Linked DNA regions of Mus musculus: region 2 is linked to region 1. The links are chromatin contacts, found by POLR2A ChIA-PET in ENCODE. All regions are on one chromosome and are shown on one strand. Each heading gives the region's core, a stretch centred on a gene start or an enhancer-like site at or near the end of the contact. The rest is flanking DNA. Distances are from core to core; before and after follow the strand shown. Region 1 holds the start of Rnf166 (ring finger protein 166). Region 2 overlaps Piezo1 (piezo-type mechanosensitive ion channel component 1).

Region 1 (7,216 bases), core at 3,319-5,818:
CAGCACCCCAGACACACACCTGCACACAGCACCCAAGGGAGCACACACACACCTGCACACAGCACCCAAGGGAGCACACACACACCTGTACACAGCACCCCAGGGAGCACACACACCTGTACACAGCACCCCAGGGCGCACACACACCTGTACACAGCACCCCAGGGCACACAGGTGCACACACCTGTACACAGCACCCCAGGGCGCACACACACCTGTACACAGCACCCCAGGGCACACACACACCTGTACACAGCACCCCGGGGAGCACACACACCTGTACACAGCACCCCAGGGCGCACACACACCTGTACACAGCACCCCAGGGAGCACACACACCTGTACACAGCACCCCAGGGCGCACACACACCTGTACACAGCACCCCAGGGCACACAGGTGCACACACCTGTACACGGTGCTGACTGTAGACGGGAACAGAGTCTGTAGCCTCAGGATAAAGGCCTCCATCAGCCGGTGGATGCTAGCCTTTTCTGGAGCCTAGGGACAATCAGGTGGGGAACTTCAGAAGGGCTCAGTAAGACAAGTACCATGGGCTTCAGGTGACCAGCACTGAGACCAGCACAGGACTCATACAGTGTCGTCTTGCCACCCTTTCACCTCAGAGACAGACAGACCCTCTCCTCCCAAGCCACCTCCTTAGCAGTCTGCTCTTCCAGGACACAGGTTGTGCTTGAAGGGGCTTTGGAAACATGGGCACTGCTATTGGCCTTTTCAGAAGCCAGGTGGCAGGAGCTAAGGTCACAGAGAACCAGCTAGGTCTTCAAGGCCAGCCCTAGGGGAGGAAGGGCTGAAGGTGTCAGGTGAAGATTTGAGGCCCTGATGATACACTGGGGATTTCTGACTCTATGTGGAGAGGCTGCCCCCAACCAGCCCACGCCATCCTCCTCTGAAGGCCCACCTTGGTATCGATGGCTGGTGTGAAGACTGAGGGGACTCTAAACAGGTGGTTGTAGAAGGCCACTTCCTTCAGCGTGTGGTCCCGCATGGGCCTCACCAACACCACATCCCCGTGTCGCTCATCTGAGAAGCCCTAGGGAGCAGACACCATATGGAGCAAATCCCAGCAGTACGGGCTCCTACTGCCACCGCCATCTATGCTTGGGTCCCAGGCCTCTCCATTTGGAAGACCCCAGGATAACCCAAAGGTGCCTTCAAATGGAGGAGGCCAAAGAGTCAAAGGACAGCCTGGCCTCTAGACCCTGCATACCGTGTCCCAGGCGAGGAAGGCGCCTCTCCCCAGGGCCAGGTTGGTCATAAGCTTGATGGCCAGGCGGGTGCAGGTCTCCCCTGTCATTACCTTGCAATAGCCATGGACTCGGGCTATGTGCACAATCAGATGGGTCCTGGGATGGGGAGAATCATGGGAGCTGGAGCCGGAGCCCCTCCCACAAGCCAGGCAGGGCTGGCCTGAGGCAGTGTGCTCACCTCAGGGTCTGCAGAAGCTCCTCTTTGGCTGTCAGTGTCTTTATGGAGCTGAACAACCTAGACAAGGCCTCTGTCTGAGCAGCTGTGGGGTACCCGGCCGTGCCTGAGGGTTCCCGGCCGTGGGATGGATGCAGCCGAGCCTCTCCCTGAGCTGGGCTGGCACCGGCCTCAGCTCCCAGCACACGCTGCTGCTGCTGCTGCTGCTGCTGCAGGAAGCGGTCCACGGCAGCCTTGTAGGCCTCCTCTGTCCCTGCTGACTCCTGGGAAGTGCAGCATAGCACTGATGGGGGCAAGCTGAACACCTTGAAAGATGAAAGAAGGGACACTGAGTCCAAGGTCCATGGAGCCTGATGGGTATTCTCCCTCCAAGGCCACCACAGGACCCTTTACAGGGGCAGACCCACCTACCTCTTCTAAGGCAACCACATGCCATGGGAAACCAGTGTTCTCCAGGATCCGCTTCACCTCAGCCACCGTCTTCTGTCTGTCCTCCAAGCTCTGACCACAGGCTGCGCCCTCTGTGAAACCCAGGGGGACACATGTAGGTTTTACAGAGGAAGAGCCTGATGGGACAGGCTGGGGGGGGGGCATCAGTGTCACATACAAAAGTCCCACCAGGTCTGTTCTGTAAGAGCAGGACTGGCCTTTTCTTTGGGGTGCTTTCAGACAGGCTCCCCTTTTCTTTGGGGTGCTTTCAGACAGGCTCCCCTTTTCTTTGGGGTGCTTTCAGACAGGCTCCCCTTTTCTTTGGGGTGCTTTCAGACAGGCTCCCCTCACAGCTAAAGAAACTGGCTAGTCTTTCTGTCCCAAAGACAGCTCTAAGCTCACCTTCTTCAACCATGGGCCCTTCGATACAATTGGAAGGCACCTCTGTCCCCAGTCTGTCCCCTGGAAAGCCTGTGGGGCTCATGCATGGCTGGGGACTAGGAAGAGGAGTGACCACACATACCATCAACATAGATGACTCCTGGCACAAAGCGCAGCCGTTTCGCAGAATCCTGACTCAGGCCCTAGAAGGGAAGTGTCAGGACTCAGCTCTGGCCAAAAGCACTTCTCTGGAAGTATGCTCCAGTCAGTGGACCAAACTGCCTAGGCCTTCCTCCTCACAGGGGTGTGTGGGGCCAAGTCTTCCCTCCTGCATGAGGGCATGTCCTATCTGAATCAGAAACTTCAGAACTCTCCCCAACCCCCAGCCTGTCTCTGACACCTAAGCAACCTGAGACAGCGGCTGAGCCATGGGGAACGCTTTTACCATCTGCTGGGTTCCCCAGAATCCCCAGAAAGTGTTTTGAAATGTAAGAACTGAGGTGACAATACGTGGAGAGCAGGGGCGGAGTCTCCCATGAGAAGCGGTATCAGACACTGACGGCTTCACAGTGAGCTCTCACCTTCACATGTGTAGGTCTGGGGGACCAGCAGGTGACACAAAAGCCACTCAAGTACGACACAGGTCATTCACACTGGAGCAGCACCGCCACTGAGACCTCCCCTACCAAGACAGCCTCTACACTGGCCCCTCTAGCTGGTACCCTACAGTGAGAGAGCATGTAGTTCCCTGCTCTGCATGGGGTCCCTCAAGGAAACCCTGTATACCTCTGCAGGTTCAGACACTCTTAGCTTGAGTCCCGTTCCATCTGCCCCACTCCCTTCTACCTATGCTGCTTCTCCCGTTGTTTTTGGCAAATGCTTCTCTCTGCTCTTTGTCATGATTGGCCAATCTTTGAAACTGTGTCCTAACAAATAAAGCTCAATAGGGATGTAGCCTGGGACCCTGTGTAGGGCATGTGTCTGGACTGCACACCTGCTGAATATATATGGGACATCCTAAAGGTGTCCCAGTTGGGGTGGGGTGGGGTACTGTCTAGTGTTAACCAAAAACTTCCATAGTATAGGCTGAGGAAGGAGGCCCCTGCTAATTCAATCCAGAAGCTTACGCCCAGAAGATGGTGTAGATGTACCTCAAGCACTTGCCAGACCATGGAGCTGGACGAAGGGCCCCCAGACCAGGACAGGAGCACCTGGGGGTGGGAAGGGCAGCATCAGCACGGAGGCATGCATCCGCAATATGAGCATGTCTTGTCCACTTCTTGGACAGCCCCAGACACCAAGTCTACCCTCAATGTCCAGGGACAGTAGGCCAGCTGAAGAAACGAACATAAACGGAAGACAGCAGGGCTGACAGCCGAGCGCCCAGGCACCACACATCGTACCTTCTCCCCAGGAAAGATGACCCGGTTCTTCCCAAGCATGGCTCTGAATTTGTGAACGTAGAATGCCTTGAAACAAACCCTGTAACACAGAAGCAAAGGGAGGCTGGCTGCACCTGCGCAGGAGACTGTGGGATTTTGTTTGACAGGGTCATCTCTGCAGCCCAAGCTGGCCTCAGATCGGAGGTAATTCTCCTGTCATGGACTCTGAAGTGTTGAATTGACGGGTGTGCCTAGTTTAGATGACAAGGGTCGTCACCAGTGGTTCCCACCACTATTTACGGTTAGGGCTAAGCACTTACAAGTTACCGCGCCTTTACAAGAAAACAAGCAAGCCTGGAAAAGGGGCGTGCGGGGGTGGGGGTGGGGTGGGGTGGGGACGGCTGCCCAGATCTCACCTGCAGAAGGCATCTCCCGCTCGTATCACCACCACCGGCAGGCCTTCTGCGCACTTCACACATTTCTGCTCCCGGCTTTGAGAGAACAAGAACATATGTGGCAGAATTCTCGCACCATGGCGGGCTTGGGGGAGTCAGGGTCGCGCTTCCCGGCCCGAGCTGGCGGAGGAAGCGCCAGGCTCACGCGCCAGGGCCTAGGTTTAGTTCTAGCCGCCGACTCACAGCAGTCCCGGAATTCCGGTTGGTGGGGAACCGAAGGGGACTGTCCCCGGCCTGGTGGTAGAAGGTTCTTACCTTGGCCGCGGCACGGGCGGAGGCTCCCGCCGCGCCGGCCCCGCGTAATCCTCACCGGCCTGACACATGGAGGGGTGGGTCCCGACTGCGGAGTGGCGTGAGGAGCCGGCGCGCTGAGATGCCGGCGCGCTGAGATGCCGTCACCGCCGAGCGGGCGCTGTCGTGACGCAACCCGGGGAGGTGGGGCCTGGGCGGTGACGCCAGCGCGGCGCCGTCGCGGCAGTGACGCCGGGTCTGCCGGCCTGGATAGGGGGCGGCGGCGGCGGCCTGCCCCGGGGATGGCGATGTTCCGCAGCCTGGTGGCCTCGGCGCAGCAGCGGCAGCCGCCGGCTGGGCCCGCGGGCGGCGACAGCGGCCTGGAGGCGCAGTTCAGCTGTCCCATCTGCCTGGAGGTGTACCATCGGCCAGTGGCCATCGGCAGCTGCGGCCACACGTGAGAGCGCGCGCCGGGAGCCCGCGGGAGGGGGGTCCGGGCCGGGGTCGTGGCTGGCGGCCGAAAGGAGACGTGGGGAAAGCAGCCCCTGCCCGCCGGCCGCGCGCGCGCCCTGCACCCGCCCCGGCCCCGCGCGTTGCCAACGGCCGCCGGCTGCTTCGAGGGCGGTGGACGCGGCCGCTGCGCCGAGCGCGGGGGTCCGGGCTTGCAGAGATCGGGTGAGCGGGCCGTTGTAAATAAACGACTTGTGGCTTCTGCAACCCACTCTGTTCCACCCCATGTCTACTCGTGTTGACTGTCAAGGAAATGAGTTTCCCTAAAGTTAGGAGAGGGACGCGTTTGGAGCCTGGTGTTTTGTTTTGAAGGACTTGGCCTATTCTGAACAGGAAGCTTCCAGGTAGCGGGGCCTAAAGGGACCCAGACATCAAGCACTTCGTTAGGTGCCCAGCTGAGCCAAGACACCCCCCACCCCCAATCTAGCGGCTCCTCCTCCCGTGTTTCAGGAGCAGAAACTTGAGGATGTGACTCTGCGCGGGAGGGAGCGGTGCTCAGGGCCTTCACAACCCCAGCCTGGTTGGGAGGGAGCCAAGATAGAACGTCTGCTCCATGACCTCCCCACAGTACAGCTCTTGAGATTAGCCGATAGAGAACGGGCAGGAGGAGGACTTGTCAGCAGACAGCCCCTCTGCTTGGGGCAGGACAAGGTGCACCCAGATTGGTGGGAGGCATTTTGCAAACAGAGGCAGCTGATTTTGGAGGCTCTAATGCAGAGGGAACTGGAGCCGCTTGGGTAGGCGTGTGCCTGCGAGTCATACAGGGAGGTGGCAGAGACCTTGTCTCCATCCAGGGCTGCCTTGACTTTCCCTGCCCCCTGTGTCAGGCTGAACCGAAGACTGGATCCCTCTGGAGAGCTCTGCTAGGTTGTCTTGGAAGAGCACAGCTAGCTCCTGCTCAGCCTAATGCTCCTGTGATATTCTAGCAGGAAGCCTTGGATCAGGACCCATTTTTTTGTATGCACGCACAAGTGGGTGTTTTACGGTGTGTTCTGTGAAGTGTTGTCTTTTTTTTTTTTTTTTTTTTTTTACAATCCCTTCACTCGGTGCACACAGGCCACTGCTGCATTCTTCAGTTTGCTACTATTCACCAATCAGTATGTGTTGTCCTCTTAGAAAGGTAGAACACGGGATTGAAAAGCACCTTTAAACCTGTAAACCTGTTCCCATTGCTCCCTCTGCAGGCTTTTATCTGGACAGCGTCACCTTGGGAAGGTGGCCCTGCTTTCTTTGCCAGTTCCGTTTCCCCAGCTGTTCAGTCCTACCTTTAATTCGCAGTGTCTGTTGGGTGTAGCCCTTGTTTAAAATAAGTGTGAGGGTTAAGTTTTCACATCACCTTTTAAAATGTCACTGATCCCTCTGTCTTCACCTCCTGACCAGAAGCTGTTTCCTTCTTGAGGTTTTTTGTGAGTAGAACCCTCCCTACAGAGTTGCTGCACTGCTACCCGGACAAGAGAAGGAGAGGAAGTGGGGAGACTTTGTGGCTGCAGATACAGGCAGGAGGCCTGCCAGTGGCGCCACTGTGGAGGTGTGCTCCAGGAACTATCCCAAGGCCACTGTAGAGGTGTGCTCCAGGCTGTATCCCAAGGCCACAGAGGAGCAGTCTTGAGACTTCACAAAGCAACTTTGCCTGAGGGAACTGGCTGCCTTGAGGGTGGAAGAACACAGGAAGGGGCAATGCAATGGGTGTTCTCTCCCACATTCACGCCCTCAGTTGTGTCACATGGTGGAGAAGCTGCCCTACACCAGCCTCTGTAGATGCAGGCAGGAACTCTCTGTGGGAGAAGTGTGGTCTGGAAACTAGGCCAAGAGCCCCACGTTTCGTTCTACTTCCTCTTGGGGAGAGTCACCGCGTAGACTTGAGACCTCCTCGCCTTCTTAGAGAAGGAGTGCCTTCCTCTGGCCACGCCAGCATCTTTGAAGGCCTGCTCTTCTGGGACCATTTTCCTTTTTCCCAGTGTGGCCTTGCTCTCCCTGTGGGTTTCTCTGAGGTAGAATATAGGGCTGCATGGTTTGTTCATTCAGATCAGGCATGGTGGCTCCTACCTATAAATTGGTAGCACTCCTAGTATTTGGAAGACTGAGGTAAGACAGGAATGAGTTCAAAGCCTGGCACAGGCCACAAAGTGAAGTCTTTTTGTTAAAGTTTTTAGGGTTTTTATTTTTTGTTTTATGGGTGTTTTGCTTGCATGTATGTCTGTATCATGCATGCACCTCCCATGGAGGCCAGAAATGGCACTGGACCGCCTTGGGACTGTAGCTGCAGACAGTCGATAGCCACCATGTCTGCAGGAGCAACCAGGGCTCTTAACCAGTGAGTCACTGAGCCATCTCTCCAGCCTTGTGCCTCAAAAAGCTCAACAACTGTAGAAGCCATTGGTTCC
Region 2 (6,901 bases), core at 2,463-4,962, 48 kb before region 1:
TCACTCTGTAGACCAGGCTGGCCTTGAACCCAGATTTGCCTGTCTCTGCCTCCTAAGTGCTGGGATTAAAGGCATGCGCCACCACACCTGGCTGCCCTTGTTCCTTATTACTGTGTAACCACAGGACCCATTGGGCATCTCCTGTTGTTGGGCCTCACTTTTTGCAAATTCTGTGTGTGAGAACCTCTGGTCTTGTTCCTCTGCTCTGAGGTCATGGTAATTGCCTTTCTACTAAACTGCACAGACTGTTTTTGTTGTCTTTATTCCTGAACAACTCAGTCTAATGACTGTTTGTGGTACATGTATGTCGTGTTAGGTATTGTGAGTAATCTAGAGTACTGGAGAAGGGAAGATGGCCGTAGGCTCTGGGCAAAGCACTTTATTAAAGGGGCATGAACGGCATGCTCCCTGCATTCAAGGGTCCCAGAACCAGTCTATCCTGGGTATCGAGGTTACCTGTATTGTTTTTGTTTGTTTGGGGACTGGGTCTCACTTTGTATCCCAAGCTTGCTTGGCACTTTCCATGTAGACTAGGCTAGCCTTAAACTCACAACAATCCTCCTGCCTCAACTTCCCTAGTGCCAACATGACAGGTGCGCACAGCCACACCTGACCTGTATTTGTGGCAGATCTGGATCTCATACTGACCTATTTGTGGTCTAGTGTTCTTCCTGCCATTGTGGGCAAGCTCCCTCTGGGCTGCAGGTATCCGGGGTTAGAGCTGTAGACATTCTTTTGTGACTTCCACAGCCTGGGCCAGGGCAGTGCCAGTGGGCCAGTGCCCTCTCTGGAGGAAAGGGAGCCGCTGCTCTTGTCTGAGGCCAGAGCAGTCTCACTAGTGCAGTTCTGAGAGACACTGTTGAGTGTCAGTCTCAGGGAGGTTTCCGCTGTGAGAATTGTGGGGCCCAGACTTGTGCCACAGCCTCAGAATATGAGCGTGGAGCTGTGGTGACAGAGGAACTAGTCTGGCTCAGAGAGGTCCAGGGGGGTGGGCCAGGCACTGCAGAGTGTAGTCTAGGTTTCCGAAGCCTCTCCACCCTCTTCAGGTACCCTGCTTAGCTGGCAGTGAGGAATCCTGCCTTCTGGCAGCTTGGAATTCTGGGGGCAGTGCCTTCAGGTCAGGAGCTGGGTTGTTTACGCAGAGCAGAGCGAAAGGCCAGCCCTTCCATGCTAATCAGTGTGGTTCAAGAGGCTTCTGGAATGTGCTGTCCACTCTGTAGGGAAATTGCCTGTGGTAACCTATTCCTTTCTCAGCAAGTGACTGGGGTTGCTCAGTGCTTTGTCCAGGGGATGCTCCCCACCCCACTTGTCTTGTTAGAGCACCCCCATCCTTTGAGAGAAGAGGTAAGGCCAGAGATGTCTTTCCCAGGTTTATAGAGACTCAGGGGCTCACCCTGAGTTTGGAGCCTGGCCGGCTCACTAAGGAGCCTCTTACATGCTCAGACTGGCAGTCACAAAGCCCCTGAGGGACCTGGAACCCAACTATGTCATCTCTGAACATTCAAGAGCTACCGTGCTGGCTTCATCCTGTTGGCTGCAATTTACCAGCTGGGCACTGGGCAGGTTTGAATCATAACGTGGAACTCTGGGTGACATCAGGTCCCACACCCATACTCAGGTCCTGGGGCAGGGTCTATGGCCACCCTGCTTCAGTTTGCCTCTTCCATGGCAACCTCTGAGGTACTCTCAGATGGCTCTAGTGGGAGAATTGCAATTGACCACTGACCACAGTCACCTGGGAGCGGTGTGAACGTCCCGCACTGGGATGTCTGTAGTGGGGTCTCAGGGTCTCTGTGCTCCTAGGAAAGAGCCCAAGGCATATGTGTGCTTGTTGCTAGTGGATCAAGAAACTGATCATGCCCTGGCCCGGTTCTTTTGTTTGGCTTGTTTGGTTTTTGTTTTGTTTTGTTTTTCTCCAGACAGATGTAGTGTCTAGAGGAGTAGGTGAAGCTGTGGAGGGGCCGTGCCCACAGTGCCTCAGTTTCCCTCATCTGACAGATGGCAGGCATTGGGTAGGGAAAGGGAGGCTCTACCTAGGAAAGCCTTCCGTGGTTTGCTAGGCCGTTGCTTCTCCTCCCTGTGTAAGCCACGTGGTGGCTTCACAGCTCAGCCCGTGCCCTTCACAGCTCAGCTGGGAGACCTGGATACACAATTTACTCCAGTTAGTGGGAGCTCTTGAGTAGCTACGATCTGGGGAGAGGTAACATGTGGTCAGGGAAGTGGACAGGACTGACCCTGGTGGAGGCTCTGCGAGCGGCTCACCAGACTTGCTCCAGGCTCTGGAGAGCTCACGGTGTATTAAGGGAAGAACTCCCAGTCCGAGGCTAAATTTGTCAGTGGTACACAGTATACAGGGCCAGGACCAGCCCCTTCTTCAGCTTCCTGCTGAGGGCGAAGACCCTCTGAGCTCCAAGTGGTCTGTGAGGAGGGTGTCACCTTCAGGAGGGACAGTTCTGCGGGCCAACTCCCTCCCAAATGGGATAGGGACTATTTTCTGCACCCATGTACTTCCCAGGGCCCTGCCCATGTGCTACCCGGCCTGTTTACCTGTGACAGCCAGTAGAGATGGCTGCAGATAGGTCTGGCTTCCTCCCTCCAGGGAGGAGTGGGTGGGGATGGCTGATACGGAATGGGGCCCACCCTGTACCCTGAGTTCTCTCCTCTTTTGTTGATAGTTGTCGCCTGTGGGTAGGTCAGCTTTGGGTGGCTTCAGTCTCATACCTCCAAGCGACTCGCATAGAGTACAGACTGTGCCTCTGTGTGATAGGCATTGTGGGTTGTTTAGGGGGGGAGACTGTGAGCAGGGTCCCCAGTTAGTTAGCTGACTGACTAACTGGGACCAACGCAGCATCTGCTGGGAAGAGGACCTGTCACGGTCGGATTGAGTTTCTCCTCGTGTCTTCTCTGTCTCTGGTCTCTGGGCTGTCCTGAGAAGTTTGGGGTGGGAGGCAAGCATCCCTCTGCCAGCTTGTCTCTGGTGCCAGCAGTAGCTGTATCATCCATCCTTGATCTCTTTGCCTGATGCAGCCCTGGTTGAGAGCCAGGGCTCAGCACCAAGCCATTTCCTGCTGGTCTTCTGGGCATTCACTGCCTTCAGCACCTCTGACCTGCTCTGCTAGGAGTGGATACTGTGGAGTTGCTCCAAGTTAGGGAGAAGCCGAGAGCCGAGGAACCACAGTGCCTTGCGGGCCATGTCCAGCTCGCTGGGCAGTGGGCATCCCTCCCTCCCACCTCCTCCGGGCGTCCATATTCAGCCTTACCTCCTGTTTGTTACCTGTATAACCTACCTCATCTCAGCCTGTCCCCTCTTGCTCTGCGACTTCCTCAAAGTATGACAAGGTCACTGTGGGCTGAGGGAAACATAAAAGTTGACTAGCTGTTCAGATGGGAGTATGTGACTATGTGTCCATGGGTTCTCTTACTGGTATTATGGCTACCAGGCCACCCTCGGTGTTGAGAGAGAGAGCCAGAATGACTCGACCCACCCCATGCAGGTCAGCTGAGCCGTGAAACCACGGTTCCCAGACGCGTCGCACTAATTAAACCCCCAACACTATGGTAATTAAATGCTCCAAGTGCTCCCAGAGCCCAGGCAGTTTGGCCGGGCTCCAAGTAGGTAAAATGAAGTCCCTGTGCCTCTCCCAACCCCGGCTGCTTCAGGCTGAGGCAGCTCCCGACTCGACCCCTCTCCTCGATCAGCCAGGACTGGTCCACACGCCCTCCTGACTGCTCTTGTCTGTCTCCCACAAGGGGCATCACTTTCTTCTCTAACAGAAGGAAACAGATCCGATTAGAGCTCTGTATCCACAATGTGCTTTGAAACTGTCCCTGCGCTTCACGTCGGCTTTGGAGCCTGAAGAGGTGGGCGTCCGTCAGCTAGGCATCCTCAACCCCCTTGCCTTTCCTGTCTCCAGCAGATCAGGAATAACTCGGAGAAGGGGCCAGCCAGATTGGATGTATCTGAACAGACGGTGGCTAGCGCTGAAATTACCATGACTTCGCATGGCTGCCAGGCTCAGTGTCTCCCTGGGGCTGTAGAAGTGACAAGTGAGGACAGCTTCAAAGGAGCAAAATGCACCTTAGGCTTGACTGACCCTCTTTCCTGCTGGCTGCACCTGGGCCTGATCAAAGGTGCTAAGATATCCAGCCACACTGCCCAGGCTAACCCAGTCTAGGAGCCTTAGTCCCAAGCTTTAGGAACAAGTCCGGGCAGCTGGCTTCCTCATGTGCCCTCAGCTGACTGTACCAACCCTCCTCTTCCAGGAAGGGGGATTGGCCAGAGCCTTCTGGGCCTGGTTTGGCTTAAGTTTTTGCTTTCAGCCTTCCTGGGGGGTGGCAGGTGTGGCCACTAGGCTTCATTGACTCCGGACTCCCAGCGCGCAGCTTCTAGCTGCTGCTGGAATTCTCCTCCTTCCTCTTCCTCCTCTGCCTGGCCCCACCCACTGGCCGAAATCTCACCCAGAAGTGTTTATAGTTGCAGCCCAGGCCAAATAAGGCAGGCAGGAGACCCGGAATCCCAACGGGTGGCAGGGAGCAGCTAGGGTGTGGGTCAGGACCCCACCCCCCAGTCCTGCAGCTGTCCTGCTCAGCAGCAGTTATCTGGTCCCCTCCTTTGTACTTCATGCAGCCATCTGGGGATGGCAGAGGGCAGGATCTAGCAGGGCGCTTCCCTAGAGCTGAAGATCCGGGTTTAGTGTGGTTGATATACTTAGGTATTTTGTGGTCGTTGATCCTAGAATTTCATACATGTTAGGCAAGTGGTCTATCACAGAGGCACTAGGTCACACCTCCTGTCAGGTCTTGTGTGACCTCCGCTGTCCTTGAATTCCCTAGGCAGCTGAGGGTGACCTCACCTGATTCTCCGCCCACCAGCTCCTCCGGCCTTGGCCTCCCAAGTGCTTCCAGGGTAAGCGTGCACTGCCACACCTGGCCTCTAGCCATTTTTATTTTTTATTTTGAGACAACAAGGTCTTGCTGAGTATCCCAGGCCAGGCTGGAACTTGGGATCCTCCTGCCTCAGCATCCTGTGTAGCTGAGATCCCAGGCCTGAGGCACCAGGCCCAACTAGGTGTCTAATCTGGTAACCTCTGTATGCTCTGGGAGGAAGATAGCTTGTGGCCCTCCCTGCCCTTCACTTCTGTGATTGTGGTAATGTGTGGCAGCATTCTTCTTATGAGAAAGGAGATGTCAAGTTTAAACTCTTTGTTGTTTTGTTTTGAGTTTTGAGACAGGGTTTCTCTGTGTAGCCCTGGCTGTCCTGGAACTCACTCTGTAGACCAGGCTGGGCTCAAGCTCAGAAATCTGCTTGCCTCTGCCTCCCGAGTGCTGGGATTAAAGGCGTACGCCACCACAGCCCTCCTTAGCTATGGTTTTTATTGCTGCCACAAAACACCATGGCCATAAAGCAAGCTGGGGAGGAAAGGGTTTATTCAGCTTTCACTGGAGAAGCTCCAAGCAGGACAGGAACCTGGAGCAGGACCTGATGCAGAGGCCATGGAGGGTGCTGCTTACTGGCTTGCTCCCCATGGCTTGCTCAGCCTGCTTTTTTATAGAACCCAGGACCACCAGCCCAGGGATGGCCTCACTCACAATGGGCTGGGCCCTCCTCCATCAATCAATGATTTAGAAAATCCCCTGCAACTATATCTCATGGAGATATTTCTTCAACTGAGGCTCCTTCTGCTCTGATGACTCTTGTGTCAAGTTGACACACCAAACAAGCCATTTCAGAGAGGTATTCGTAAGATGACTCTGGGCCCCCTCATACAGAGATCATGTGGACCCTCAGAGCCTTCCTATCTCTTTACAAAGATCAGATATATGGGCAGGTTCTTGGTTATGTTTGTTTATTTTCAATAAAAGTTCTTATTGGGCTGAAGACATGGCTCAGTAGTTAAGAGCACTGACTGCTCTTCTGAAGGTCCTGAGTTCAAATCCCAGCAACTACATGGTGGTTCACAACCACCCATAATGAGTTCTGATATCCTCTTCTGGTACATCTGAAGTTAGCTACAGTGTACTTATGTATAATAATAAATAAATCTTTGGGCCGGAGCAAGCAAGCAGGGATTGAGTGAATAAAGTTGACTGGAGTGAGCAGAGGTCCTTAAAAAAAAAAAAGAAAAAAGAAAAATCAATAGCCGGGCGTGGTGGTGCACGCCTTTAATCCCAGCACTCAGGAGGCAGAGGCAGGAGAATTTCTGAGTTCAAGGCCACCCTGGTCTACAAAGTGAGTTCCAGGACAGCCAGGACTATACAGAGAAACCCTGTCTCAAAAAAAAAAAAAAAAAAAAAAAATCAATTCTCAACAACCACATGAAGACTCACAACCATCTATTCAGCTACAGTGTGCTCACATATATAAAATAAATAAATAAATCTTTAAAAAATTTTATTTATCTATTTAATTGCATTGATATTTTGCCTGGGTGTATGTCTATGTGAGGATGTTAGGTCCCCTGGAACTGGAAGGACAGAAAGTAGTAAGCTGCCATGTGGTTGCTGGGAATTGAACTCTGGTCCTCTGGAAGAGCAACCAGTGTTCTAACCACTGAGCCACCTCTTCAGCCCCGCGTCTCTCTCTTTTGTTCAGAAGTATGTGTCACCTCTCAGGTGCTGTATCTAGTGTGCCTGCAGGAGCTCCACAGATAGGGACAGTGGGACTCTTGAGGTACAGCTGAGCAATCTGAGGGAGATGGGGCTTGTCTGTGGTTGCCAATCAGTCAGGAGGAATCTGGGTATCTTGCAGGATCAGTGTTGCAGGGCATGTCCCAGCATCTGTGGGGTCCCTGGTGCTATACTCCCCGTGGACTCATACTGGTGGACACAAAGACTCTTGCTGACATTGTTACTCTGGTTGCCAGGCTACTCGCCTCTTGCAGGTCCAGGACACTGGTCCGGT

The links. ChIA-PET counts read pairs that join two places held with the same protein, here RNA polymerase II (POLR2A).
Region 2: POLR2A ChIA-PET joins it to region 1 with 11 read pairs in embryonic stem cell. The contact joins the enhancer-like site here to the promoter of Rnf166 in region 1. POLR2A ChIA-PET finds 5 or more read pairs at or near these places in 3 of 5 experiments (Patski and embryonic stem cell).

The regions. Positions count from the first base shown.
Region 1 is chr8:122,473,426-122,480,641 of GRCm38, reverse strand. Rnf166 (ring finger protein 166) reads left to right here and starts at 4,568. Exons shown (of 6, transcript NM_001033142.3): 1 at 4,568-4,779. The coding sequence starts at 4,625. It overlaps Ctu2 (cytosolic thiouridylase subunit 2), which reads right to left and starts at 4,499. Exons shown (of 15, transcript NM_153775.2): 1 at 4,347-4,499; 2 at 4,053-4,127; 3 at 3,658-3,736; 4 at 3,406-3,465; 5 at 2,397-2,457; 6 at 1,856-1,965; 7 at 1,448-1,749; 8 at 1,230-1,365; 9 at 921-1,052; 10 at 408-499. The coding sequence starts at 4,414.
Region 2 is chr8:122,520,907-122,527,807 of GRCm38, reverse strand. The region is part of intron 1 of Piezo1 (piezo-type mechanosensitive ion channel component 1); the gene reads left to right. Among named protein-coding and RNA genes, the nearest start is that of Gm26497, 3.7 kb to the right of the region's middle. Within about 2 kb of position 3,712, at least 1 of the 3 ENCODE cell types and tissues checked has a DNase peak (open chromatin) inside an H3K27ac peak, as active enhancers do.